3 separate regions of the Mus musculus genome follow, and all the other regions are linked to region 3. Evidence: chromatin contacts called from ENCODE POLR2A ChIA-PET data. All regions are on one chromosome and are shown on one strand. Each heading gives the region's core, a stretch centred on a gene start or an enhancer-like site at or near the end of the contact. The rest is flanking DNA. Distances are from core to core; before and after follow the strand shown. Region 1 holds the start of Casp3 (caspase 3). Region 2 holds the start of Acsl1 (acyl-CoA synthetase long-chain family member 1). Region 3 holds the start of Slc25a4 (solute carrier family 25 (mitochondrial carrier, adenine nucleotide translocator), member 4).

Region 1 (4,031 bases), core at 961-3,460, 410 kb after region 3:
ATGTGGATTGTGTTCTTGAAAGTCAGAAGAGGGTGCTGGGTCCTCTAGAGCTAGAGTTACAAGTGGCATGAGCCACCTGAGTTGGAAGAGCAAGAGCTCTTTCTTAACTACCCAACCAATCCTTCACCACCTTTTAAATGCACTCTATAATCCCTCTATACAATATCTACGACTTAAGTATTCATCTTTAAGTAGTCATCTTAAAGTACGCTATTAAGGTTTACTTACAAACATATTACTATATAAGCTTACTTTCTAGAATGTGTAACAACTTAAGAAATTAAATATAAAAGACTGAATTTCTTCTGTCCCACTTATTTACTGCCTAGAATCAGAAGGTGTATTTTTTTTTAAGATTTATTTATTTATTTTATGTATGCAAGCATACTGTCCCTCTCTTCAGAGACACCAGAAGAGGACACTGGGTCCCTTTACAGATGGTTGTGAGCCACCATGTGGTTGCTGGGAATTGAACTCAGGACCTCTGGAAGAACAGTCAGTGTTCTTAACTGCTGAGCCATCTCTCCAGCCCCAGAAGTCATTTTTTAAATATCCCTAAAACTAGTAGGAGGGATAAGAAACCCTATAACAGTATACTGTTTCAGGTGTTGGTTCTTTTCCTCCTCCCTGGTCTCCCACCCCAAAGAGCAAAACTCTACCAGATAAATGACCTTCACACCATTTTTACAAATGATTAACTTATCATGTAATTGCTATAGTAATTTAGCTTATGAAGGCTAAGTCTTCTTGCAGATGTAGGCCCTAAAACGTTTACCTATTATACTTCTAGTTCAGTTTTCTCGCCAAATGGAAGAGAGTGACCACGCCCCGCTTTTAGATCACTTCAGAAAGCCATCTTACTCCAGCTCCTGGAAAGCAGTCACATTGCTTTTCATGAATTCTTTCTCTCTTGAGGCCCAGAACGGCTTCAGGTCCCTCTGGGTCCCCATTTACAGGGCGGCTTCAGGTCCCTCTGAGTCCCCACAGTGAGGAGAAATTACAGGGCTTAGATGAAAACTATCACCTCCAGATGTTTTGCTCTAACGAACTTCTCTAGATGAAGTCAACATTAACGGCAGGAAACTGCTGAGGATACCTTATCTAAGGTATCACTTTGTTAAGAACGTTTAGCACAGGGAGGGGTCCGGGCACAAGGGGTTTCTCAATTAGACCCTTCCTTGTGAACTACAGCCTCCACGATGCACTGCGAGGGTTGAATGCATCCTACTGCTAAAGTCCAACAGAAAATGGCTGATTCTAACTTACTTTGGGAGGGATAATGATAGATCAATTTGTTTCTGGAATCTACATTTAACCACTATGGCTCTTCATGAGAGCAAACCACTTATCTTTTTCTTTCTTTTTTTTTCCCCCCCAAGACAGGGTTTCTCTGTGTAGCCCTGGCTGTCCTGGAACTCACTCTGTAGACCAGGCTGGCCTCGAACTCAGAAATCTACCTGCCTCTGCCTCCCAAGTGCTGGGATTAAAGGCGTGCACCACCACTGCCCGTCCACTTATCCTTTTAAAGCCTTTGATGGAACTGGAAAAAATAAAAAATGTATTATGGAAATGCAAGAGCTTGAATTCCACACGCAACGAACGGTAGACATCTGTGTGGCTACGTGTACGTCAGTCCCTTACATCCAACGAAGCAAAGGCGGTGAAGGCAAGAGGCTGCTCTCTGGAGTACATTTGTCCTTAAGAATATTCTGGGCCCCTGAAATTCGATGCTGATCGCTGTGCTCGTGTTTTCGTATATTATGCAAAAACAAAACAAAACAAAACCCACTTCCCAGAGTCAGAGTCTGAATGAAATAGGACGTAAACCAGTCAGAGATTTCAGTAAGGTAGTCAGGACCTCTCACTGAGGGAGCAAGAGGTGGACGGAAGTGAAGAAAGGCCTCGGTGCAATTGAGAGGAAGTAGAATTACCGAGTGCGGGGCACAGCTCTATTTTCTCCTGCCAGAGTTCTGACTGGCAGAGGCGCCTCCCTAGACGCCCATCTTGGCGCCCCCGGAATCAGGCGTGGCCGAAAGACCTCTCTAAAATTTACCTCAAGTGGCGCAAGTCGGCCGGAGGCGGCAGCTGGCGGAGCCAGAGATGGCGGGAACCAGAGCTTGAAACCCGCGCGAGGGGGCGGAGCCGGAGGGGGCGGGGCCCTAGGCTTGCCCTGGGTGGGCGGGGCCTGCGCTACGAGACGGGGCTCAGTCGGGGCTGAAACCACCAATCGCGACTGGCGTGTGCGAGATGAGGTGTTGGGGGGTGTGTGAGGGGGGATGGGGCGGGGAGGTAGAGAAGGGGCGTGGCGTGGGGCGTGACCGGCGGTAGTCTGCTGTTGCTGCTGCTGCTGCTGCAGTTGCAGTGTTGGTGCTGGTGGGATCAAAGCGCAGTGTCCTGCGGCGGGGAGCTTGGAACGGTACGGTGAGTGTCTGCTGCTCTCGCGCCTTCGAAGGCCTGTGTTGTCCCCCGGAGCTGGCGCTCTTTTGGCGGGTCTGCAGCTCCTTGGAGGAGGCGGGGGAAACGGGCAATCTGGGCGGAGGATCCTTTGTGTTGCCTCCAGGCTTGCTCAGGCAAACACTGAAGGCAGAGAAGCTGGAAACAGCGCCGGGAGCGCGATCCCGAGCTGAGAACCCAGACCCGGGAGGCCAAACCGGTGTCCCTAAACCTGGGTGAGCCGGTGCGGTGTCCCTAAACCTGGGTGAGCCGGAGCGGGTTCAGACCCCTCGAGCATGGCACACGGGCCGCGCTGAGGCTTAAAGGCGGAGTCAGGGGGGTATCTGGAGATCGCCCGGGGTACAGAGCTTCAGGGGCGGGAGGGGGTGAGGCCATAGTGTGGGGGTGAACCTGGAAGCCGAGTGGCGGGAGGTGGCGGGATCCTGGATCTGCAGGCCGAGGTGTGGACTCGGTAGCAGAGGATGGATAGGGGAAGTTCTGCCCTGGGGCCTGGAAGCTAGGCTGATGCTGACCTTGTGGCGGCTCTAAGTGACCCAGCCTCCCTCTGTTACAAGAGCATTTGATCTCCACCTTTAGTTTTCTCCAGTGCACTGTGATTTTTGGTTCTTGCGGAGAGCTGATTTTAAGCATTACTCCTTGAATACTCCAGCTCATTCCTTTGTTGGTCAAAGTCACTGTAGGAGCTTGCATTGACATCTCTTGAGCCATGCTCGGTTACTGTCCCTTCTTCGCGCTTATTAATTAGTCTGTGAAGTTCGACTTGAACAGCAGGGTCTTTACCTCATTCTCCGTTGAGTCACCCAGGAAACGTCCTTCTCAGGCACCTCTTGTGGACCCAACTTCTTCCGCCGTTAGTCCCCGAGCCTTGTAGACCTACGAGTCTGACAGATTTGTACCTGGCCCCTCTTCGGAGTCTTGTGGACTTTCTACGTGTCTGCCAGACTTGTGCCCACCTCAGGGAACTGAAGCAGCCTCCTTGCAGGTCTCTGTCTCCCGCCCAAGACCCCTCTCCAGTGCTCTCTTTAAGACACGAACAAAAACAGTTTTCTAGATGTTCATGTTTACCCTGAAGGCTTAAGTGTAAAACCGTATCCTCTAAACCGGGTTAGCGAAGCCAAACCCTGGGTCTTGGCTGTCTCCCCCCGCCCCCCCCCCTTTTTAGCAGAATGAAGAAGCTCTCCAGGCAATATTGGATACTGTGTCCTTTTCGGGTTTTCTTTCCAGCCCTCTGAGTCCACTGGCTCACCTTTTCTCCCCCTGAGACATTAGCTTATGAACAGGAGCTGCTACGGAGGTTTCCCTTAGTTAGCAATTCCTAGCTGAATCTTCCCATTCCTCCCTTTGCGGCAGGCATTTCCTGAAAGCAGCCGTGTCATATCCTCTACTTTTGCTTGTTTATTGTTTGCCTACCGAACTGTGAGCAAACAACAGTAGGCTCGAACTTTAGCTTGGCTCCCTTCCTTACTGGCTTTTTTTTTTCCACAAGTGACTACTCAACCCATTGGGGTGGGTGGGAAATGTGGGGCCATCGTTACAGTAAGAGTATACACAATAGCAGAGGAGATGCTAAGCTGGGG
Region 2 (3,933 bases), core at 889-3,388, 260 kb after region 3:
TAAAGTCTTATAGACCTGGAAGATAGTAATCTCAAGGACCTAGAAGACTCGGTTGCTATAGTGTTTTTCAACCTTCCTAATGCTGCCATGCTTTAATATAGCTCCTCATATTGTGGTGGTCCCCAACCATAAAATTTTCATTGCTGTGTCATAACTACAATTTTGCTACTGCTATGAATTGTAAATATCTGTTTTTCCAATGGTCTTAGGCGGCCCCTGAGAAAGGGTCATTCAATCCCTCCCCCGCCTCCCCAAAGGGGTTGTGACCCCCCTAGATTAAGCAGCGCTGATATGGCAGCTGTTTGTGTGAGGATTGCCTCACCAACATTGGACAAGGAGCCTCAGACTCCACAGGAGGAAGGCCAGAGACACCCAGGAAAAGTCCTTATTCCTTGATGAGTCAGCTTGAGTATACTTGTGACTAGAGGGAATGAATCATCTCCCAAGAGGGTAGGGGAGGCCTCTGTGGTTATAAAGGCCATGGTTTAGAAGCAGATGATCTTGAATTCTAAGAATGGTCCCCCCCACCCCCTTTTCTTTCCCCCGAGACAGGGCTTCTCTGTGTAGCCCTGGCTGTCCTGGAACTCACTCTGTAGACCAGGTTGGCCTCAAACTCAGAAATCTGCCTGCCTCTGCCTCCAAGTGCTGGGATTAAAGGCGTGCGCCACCACTGCCCGGCGGCCATGCCCTTTCTTATACCTGACTCTGCCCTTCAGTTTCCTGTTCTACAGAAGAGGACCAAAGGTGGTACCACCTCATAGGGTTATGGACATTATAGTTGATTAACAGTGTCACCTAGTAAATGATATGTTATTAGAGGTGTTCTGGCAATAATTGTCCCTCAAATTTAAGGCAATATTAGAAAGACTTCCATCTAATGCTGGGAGCAAACCCTCCTGTACCTGGATGACTGTCTTCATGCAATAGCATGAGGTGAACCTGGCAACAATTATATTGACCTTTTTTTTTTCCCATTCAAAATGTTAGCATGATCTACATCTTACCTTAACCACACTGACCAGTTCTGGACACTGAGCAACAGTGATGGCTCTAGTATTTAACCTTTTAAAAGATTATCTTAAAGCTTTGGGGTATCTTTAAGATTTTTTAAAATGACGTTTGAAGAAGGGTTACATGCGCACATGGTAACTCACAGTCCTGAGGATTGAGAATTGCACTTCAGGCTTTGTGACAGGCATGGGCTTTAACCCAGTGAGCCATCCTACTGGCCTTGCATTGGCCGTTGGTAGCCCTTAAAAGGTTTTCCCAAGGGATTTGTCAAGTCTACAGAGCCAAGGCTGAGCAGGGCAGACAAGCCTTTAAAACTTGGCAGGTGGACACCGTCCTTGAGCAACGACTAAGTCTGCTTTTCACTTGAACCACACAGGGGCCTGGGTTGTCCAGAGATGCCTCATGGCCAGGATATTGCGGAAGTCCTGTATTCCTAGCCAAGGACTGTGGCGAAACTTGGTGTGGGGACCGTGGTGAAACTGGATTAAAGGGGTTCGTGTATATCTGTGCTAAAGAAAGATGGGACTTCTTCAGCTACCGTGGTCCCTCCAAGCAGAGAAGCAAGCAGAGAGGCTATGCCAAGGTGTCAGCTGTGGAAGAATGTTAAGGATGGAAGAGCTAAAGGGCACCTGCAACATTCCATAGCATCACATTATCAGGGTTCAGGAGACTTCCAGATTTACCCTTTGCCCTACCTCAGATTCGTTGTGAAACTAGAGGGCAGTTTGGGTGACCTTAGTGGCTTTTGCTTGCTGACAGCCATGCTCATGGACCTGAGGGAGGCCACGCCCACCTTGCGGCTTTGGAGGGAGAGGCGGAGTCAGCAGGACTGGGCGGGACCTGAAGGAGGACTGGGCCTTAAGGGGCGGGGCAAAAGACCGAGGAGGCGCGGCCGGAGGGGAAGGACTGGAGCTGGTGGGCGTGGCCTGAGAGGCACCGCGGGTCTGAGGGGCTTGGATCAGCCCAGATAGGGCGGGGCTTGGGAGGCGGGAATGGCGCCGATGGGGCGGGACCTGAGAGGAGCGGTGGGTGTGATGGGGCGGGACAGCCTCGACCTGTGCGACAGGAGGGGAGGAGCTGGCGAGGGGGAGTGGGCGCGCTAAGAGATGGGGCGGGGAGGAGCCTGCGGACGGGGCGGGGCGGCGTGGCACGGCACGCGCACTACCAGCCGCCCGGCCCTGCTGCTGCTGCTGCAACGCCGGTGGCGCAGCCAAGAGAGCAGCTGCGGCCGCGACTCCTTAAATAGCATCGCAACCCGGCGCGGGGCAGTTCGTGGATTGCAGTGACAGCCGCCTGTGGAGCAGCCCGGGCAGCGGAGGAGGTGAGTGCGCCAGCCGCGAAGGGCCGCGAGTCGGCCAAGGCGACCCTAGCCGGGCCGAGACGGGAGAACCTCCCCGCGGCTCTGCGGGACGTTCCGCTTTTCCGGCCTGGGCTCCACGGCCTCGTTTCCCTCGGCTTCGGGAGGCTCTGGGGCCGCTCCGGCGGCCGCCGCTTCCGGTGCCGGAGCCCGGGTTCCCCCGCGGGCCGTGCGCGCGCGGGGCTGGTGCACCGCGGAGTCAAGAGGTTCCTCTCTGCACGGTCCCTGGCTGGTGTGGCGGCTGGGACCTTCCCTCCCCGGCTCAGGTGCCGAGAGGTGGTCCTGCTTGCTGGGGACCCTGGCGTCTCCGCCACCGCATCCCTCGTACCCCCAGAGGCGGGGATTGTGAGGCGCGCACTCACCGCGCGTGGACACGGACTGTCCCGGTGCCGCTCTGTGACGTGCCCCTGCGCCGAGCGTTCGAGGAGGGTCAGAAGCAGCGCTCAGAGCCCGATGTCATAAGTAGAAATTCTCGCGGTGTCTCCAAGAGGAGCTCCCAGAGCCACTACACACAGTGGTGATGGAGTCATTGATTTAAGGCAATCTGGCTTTTAATTTTTTTTTAAATTAGGGAGCAAAAATGATATTTATCACCTTGAAACGTAGACCCCGAGTGCTGATACAGGACTTAAAAGATCACATGGATTAGAATCTAGAGAAGGCAGCTCCATCTAATCACTGCACTATGCCCGAGCTTACAGACCATCTTGCCACACCGCTCAAGCTCATGGTTATGGAACCTAGTTAAGAATGGCCGTTATGAAAATGCTTCCTCTTGGAACTGTGAGTATCCATCTCTAGTCTTCCCTTTAAGGACTTGACATTTGATTATGTTTCTGGGATACACGTTTCAAAACGTAATCTGTGGTTAGCCCAATGAAAATTATTAGCGTAACTCAGAAATCATCCAAACCCTTCTAGTTCACCAAAGTTAAGAACTGAAGGTCTGCAATGGGCAAGGTTAAGAATGGGAGCAACGGAAAGGAACCATCGGTTTGGAGCAATGTGGTGAGGTGTGACAACAGAAAACAGACAGGGCCGGATCCTGGGAGATGTTTTTTCTTGTAGTTCAGCTGAAGGAAATCCCTTTGTGGTGGGAGGCTGGTTCTTTGTAAAAGGTCTGCATTGAGATCTTGAGCTAAAATTATATGACTGGAGAAGGTAAAAAAAAAAAAAAGAAAAAAAGCAACACACCTTATTCACTTACCTCTTCTAAATTTACAGTAAACAGACAAAACTTAAAACAAAAACAAAAAACCCCTCCCCATTCGTGATTCTAAGCATTTTCACATGTTTCCTTCCTGTCTCTGTTATTTATATTTTATCAGTGTTTTATTATTATTACAGCCTGACTGAAATCATGAGGCCTTGGAAATTTTGACATTTAACATGCGTGGCATCTGGCACAGTGGGGACAGGTTATCTATTTATACCATACAGGTACTTTTCAGCTACTCAGTTCCTGAGTTAAATGTGAAGTCACCAAATGCAAGCCAACATGTCACAGTGTTGTGAATTAATGTCTTTAGCACATCTTTAGTTTGGATATGGCTATCTAGAACTGT
Region 3 (4,017 bases), core at 1,434-3,933:
TGGGGGAGTTCATGCTTACCCCCTTTCCGGCCAGACTGCATCATCATCCTACGACGAACAGTGTCAAACGGATAGGACACCAGCCCCGCCACCGCTGTCACACTCTGGGCAATCATCCAGCTCACGATAATGTGCACATTCTTGGGGTCTGGCAGCATCCCTGTGAGCAGAGCCAAGAAGCAAATGGCTATCAGGTGCTTCAAAAGCAGGTCAACGGAAGACAAGGCTACGGACCCAACGCCATACCCTGCCCTTCCACAAGAACCAGCTCCTCCCCCGAGGCCCCCTTACATGCAACCAGGCAAAGTTGGCTGCCGCTTTCCCTTAATCCAAAGAAGCTACAGCTCTATTGACACAGAGCTTGCTTCTAGTTCAGCTGAGAGACTAGCAGCTGTGTTGGGTTAGAGGGAGGCTTTGCCTCCTGAGTAGCTCAAAGCCACAGTATTTACCAGTACGGGAGACAGAGGCTCCTTTACCTACTAACTTATCCAAACCACATCACATTACCTCCTCAGAACTCAGGTTAGCTCAGAGGTAGGAAAGGCAACTAACACACAAAGGTCATCATGGAAGGGTAGATCACACAGAATCCTCTCTCCATAACCCCCTCCCCACACCTTCCACCCCAAAGCCCCCCTCTCACCCTTGGCAGTGTCATAGACTCCGAAGTAGGCAGCTCTGTAGATGATGATGCCCTGGACAGAGACACTGAAACCCTGGTAGAGACCCTTCAGGCCGTCCGACTTGAAGATCTTGGTGAGACAGTCGCCCAGCCCATTGAATTCTCGCTGGGAAGATCCCTTGCCCACGTCGGCAGCCAGCCTGGTCCTAGCAAAGTCCAGCGGGTAGACGAAGCAGAGGGAGGTGGCCCCAGCTGCCCCACCAGAGGCCAGGTTACCAGCAAAGTAGCGCCAGAACTGCTTATGGCGATCCACGCCTCCCAGGAAGATCTGCTTGTACTTGTCTTTGAAGGCGAAGTTCAGGGCTTGAGTGGGGAAGTACCGGATCACGTTGGCCAGGTTACCCCTCCAGAAAGAGAGAAAGCCCTGCTCCTTGGGGATTCTCACGACACAATCAATGATGCCTTTGTACTGCTTCTCTGCACTGATCTGTTTGCTGGCATGCTGGACCTAGTTTGGGGTGGGAGGGAGGAAGGGGTGGCAGAGGACAGGCAGAGAGAAGGGAAGACAGAGGGGGAAAAAGGATTTGTATTTCCTCAGTTTTTCTTATTTTTGTTTTGAAAGGATAGGGTCATCCTATATAGCCCAGGCTAGCCTGGAACTAAAAAATCATCCTGTGTTGCCTCCCAAATGCTGGGATTATAAATGTGCACTGCTATGCCCAGGGTTCCTCGCCCATCTTTCACTTTCAAGTGACAAGGGAGAATTCCAATTGTTTTTTAATGTATCAGGAAATCAGTTACCAAGAACATACCAATAAATGTTAGTTACTTGACTAAGCTAAAAAGCAGTCCAATTTCTCGACATTATAAGGACATTTGAGCGAAATTCCCTGCAGGCTTATGGGGAATGGCAATAAAGATCCCTCCCTCAAGGGCTCTTAACATGGTGAGCAGATGACAATGTCCCTGCTTTACTCGAATGTCCCCCGAGACAAGGTTGTCTTAACAGTAGGTGTCTGAAAATTTTCAAGCAGATAATTCAAGTGATTAGTGAGTTACTACTGCCGTGGCCAATCTGTTGGAGCATTTTGTGTTATGTTTAAATGCCCAAACGGCTCTTCCCCATTGAACAGCGTTTGCCTTTGAGATGGATCAGATGATGATGGCAGGCCCCTTCAATGACCGGGGAGAAAATTATATGGGGACAAGATGGCCAAGGCGGTCTGAATTTATCCTGAATATTACTTCTGGATTTCTGCCTCAGTGTCTCCATCTGTGAATACGGGCCAAGGACGATTCCTATCTTGCAGAGGTTATAGGAAAGATGAATGAAATCAATGTCAAGTTATAGCGCAGCGCACGCGACATAGAGCGAACCCCAGTCAATGATTAATCTGATGCTTCAATTGTCAAGGGTGGATGCAGATAAGAAGGTGCAGAGGATGTGGCCAAAGGGTGAGGCCCGCCTAAGAGGCCTTAGATGGAATGTCGCTTGCTGTACCGGGCACAGGATCTGGCTCGAGGTAGACCAGCTTCGGGGTGGGTTTCCATATATAGACACCCCAACGCGGGCGCCACCCGACACCAGGAATCTGCCACTGACGCTGGACCTGTATCTGCGTAGAGGGCACCTTCCCCTTCGCCTAGGCCCCGGGCTTGCGGCCTAGCACAGATTTTTCCGCAGCGTCGCGCGCGCCCGCGCCGCAGCATCCCCGCGCCCCGCCCGCATCCCTGCGCCCTGACGCGCGCGCCCCGCCCCGCATCCCCCCAGCGCCCTGCCGCGCCCCGCTCGCGCCCCCAGCCGTCCTGACCTGCAGCAGCAGTTTGACCCTCTCGATCGGGGCGACCGCCGTCTTGGAGACGGCGGCGGCGATGCCACCTGCCAGGAAGTCCTTAAGAAAGCTCAAAGCCTGATCCCCCATGCTGAAAGCCGGGCGCACACAGCCTGCAAGGAGCCGCTCGTTTGCTCTTGCCTACGCCCGGCCAGGCACCGCCACCCCGAATCCGTCCCTGCACGACGCGAAGGGACCGCCCGCCTGACCGCAGCCCTCCTTATATCCCCGGCTCGGCGTCTCGCGAGAGGAGGAGGGACCCCGGCGAGCGCGCAGCGCGCATTGGCTGGGCTGGTCCCTGGACAGCCCCTCTCCATCCCCCTCCTTTGCAGAGGGCATTGGGGGCGAAGACGCTTCCGGGAGCTAGGGGTGGGTTGGGGGCTGTGCCTGCAGCTTGGGACGTTTAAAGGGCAAATTCATGCTATCTGTCCCAGCGAGCCGAGGGAACACCGTGTCTCTGCTGCATGTGGACCGTTGTATTTATAGCTCACGAGGGTTTAGCCTGGGGACGACCTGGGGACAGAGAGGGGGCCCCTTGATGCTTCAAGGGAAGCTCTTTTTGACCTCGATCTTGCACCACGGTGCTTTTGGCCAAGAAGGTTTCAGGCTTCCACCCCTTCCCGTTGTCAGGGCGTTTCCAACTAGAGCTCCCTGCCTGGATTCGGGCCTCTGCAGAACTCTGCGTTTCTGCAAATAAATCATACTCCTCCCAAATACATACTAACATCTTTTTAATGCCATTATTGCCTCATAGTAGAGGGCAAGCTCCTGTCTCCGACTTCTCTCCATTCAATCCTTGAACCATTCAGTCAATAGAAAATATGTATGCACCGGGCACTCTGCGCCATCAGGGAAAAAGAAAAAAAGCAGAATGCAGCGGCGCTAGGTGGATTCTCAGTTTGGCAGTGAATGTGGATGTGTGGCTTTTCTGTTAACTCGGCCTGTCACACTGACACACAGGCCGAGGACTCCTAAGGAAAAGACTCTCCTTTATTAGCTCCTAGTCTCTCTCAGCTCTTGGGATTCTCTCGTGGACAGACCTCTAAAGGGCTTGAATGCGTGCTCAGCTCTTAATGGAATCTCAACCGTATTTCGTGCAGGATGGTTCCAGTTGGCTGGCGGCTTCTTAAGGATCAGAGTCCTCAGACTTTTGGGAAGGTCGACTCCTTGGCTGTGTCTGACTCTATAACAGACAGCTTGAGGTTGGGGGAGGGGGGCCGAGGCACTGTCTAATCCCAGGAAAGTGATTGCAGTTTTTTTTTGTTGTTGTTGTTGTTGTTTTTTGTTTTTAATACATGGATGTGAGATTTCGTTACCCTCACCTCATTTAAGGCAGTTCAAATATAACTGTGCATATTTTCCATACTGCTGCCCCTTCCACAAGAATGAGTGCTATTAGGGTTTTTTTGTTGTTCTTTTCTTTTCTTCGTTTAACTTCAAGCCCCTTACTCTGTTCTTTTCCCACATTTGCTAACCTTCGTTTGGACATCGGTCAAGGCAGTTCATCTTTTTAAAAGTTTGCTGATCTATGCATATTTCATGTTAGGTGCTGACTGAGCTGCA

What was found. ChIA-PET counts read pairs that join two places held with the same protein, here RNA polymerase II (POLR2A).
Region 1: POLR2A ChIA-PET joins it to region 3 with 36 read pairs in embryonic stem cell. The contact joins the promoter of Casp3 here to the promoter of Slc25a4 in region 3. POLR2A ChIA-PET finds 5 or more read pairs at or near these places in 4 of 5 experiments (Patski and embryonic stem cell).
Region 2: POLR2A ChIA-PET joins it to region 3 with 14 read pairs in embryonic stem cell. The contact joins the promoter of Acsl1 here to the promoter of Slc25a4 in region 3. POLR2A ChIA-PET finds 5 or more read pairs at or near these places in 4 of 5 experiments (Patski and embryonic stem cell).

The regions. Positions count from the first base shown.
Region 1 is chr8:46,615,081-46,619,111 of GRCm38, forward strand. It overlaps Casp3 (caspase 3), which reads left to right and starts at 2,211. Exons shown (of 7, transcript NM_001284409.1): 1 at 2,211-2,421. It overlaps Primpol (primase and polymerase (DNA-directed)), which reads right to left and starts at 2,147. Exons shown (of 15, transcript NM_001001184.2): 1 at 2,054-2,147.
Region 2 is chr8:46,468,899-46,472,831 of GRCm38, forward strand. Acsl1 (acyl-CoA synthetase long-chain family member 1) reads left to right here and starts at 2,139. Exons shown (of 21, transcript NM_007981.4): 1 at 2,139-2,332. It overlaps Gm31050 (a long non-coding RNA gene), which reads right to left and starts at 2,152. Exons shown (of 2, transcript XR_378936.3): 1 at 1,707-2,152; 2 at 1,093-1,601.
Region 3 is chr8:46,208,379-46,212,395 of GRCm38, forward strand. Slc25a4 (solute carrier family 25 (mitochondrial carrier, adenine nucleotide translocator), member 4) reads right to left here and starts at 2,684. Exons shown (of 4, transcript NM_007450.5): 1 at 2,434-2,684; 2 at 644-1,130; 3 at 20-160. The coding sequence starts at 2,544.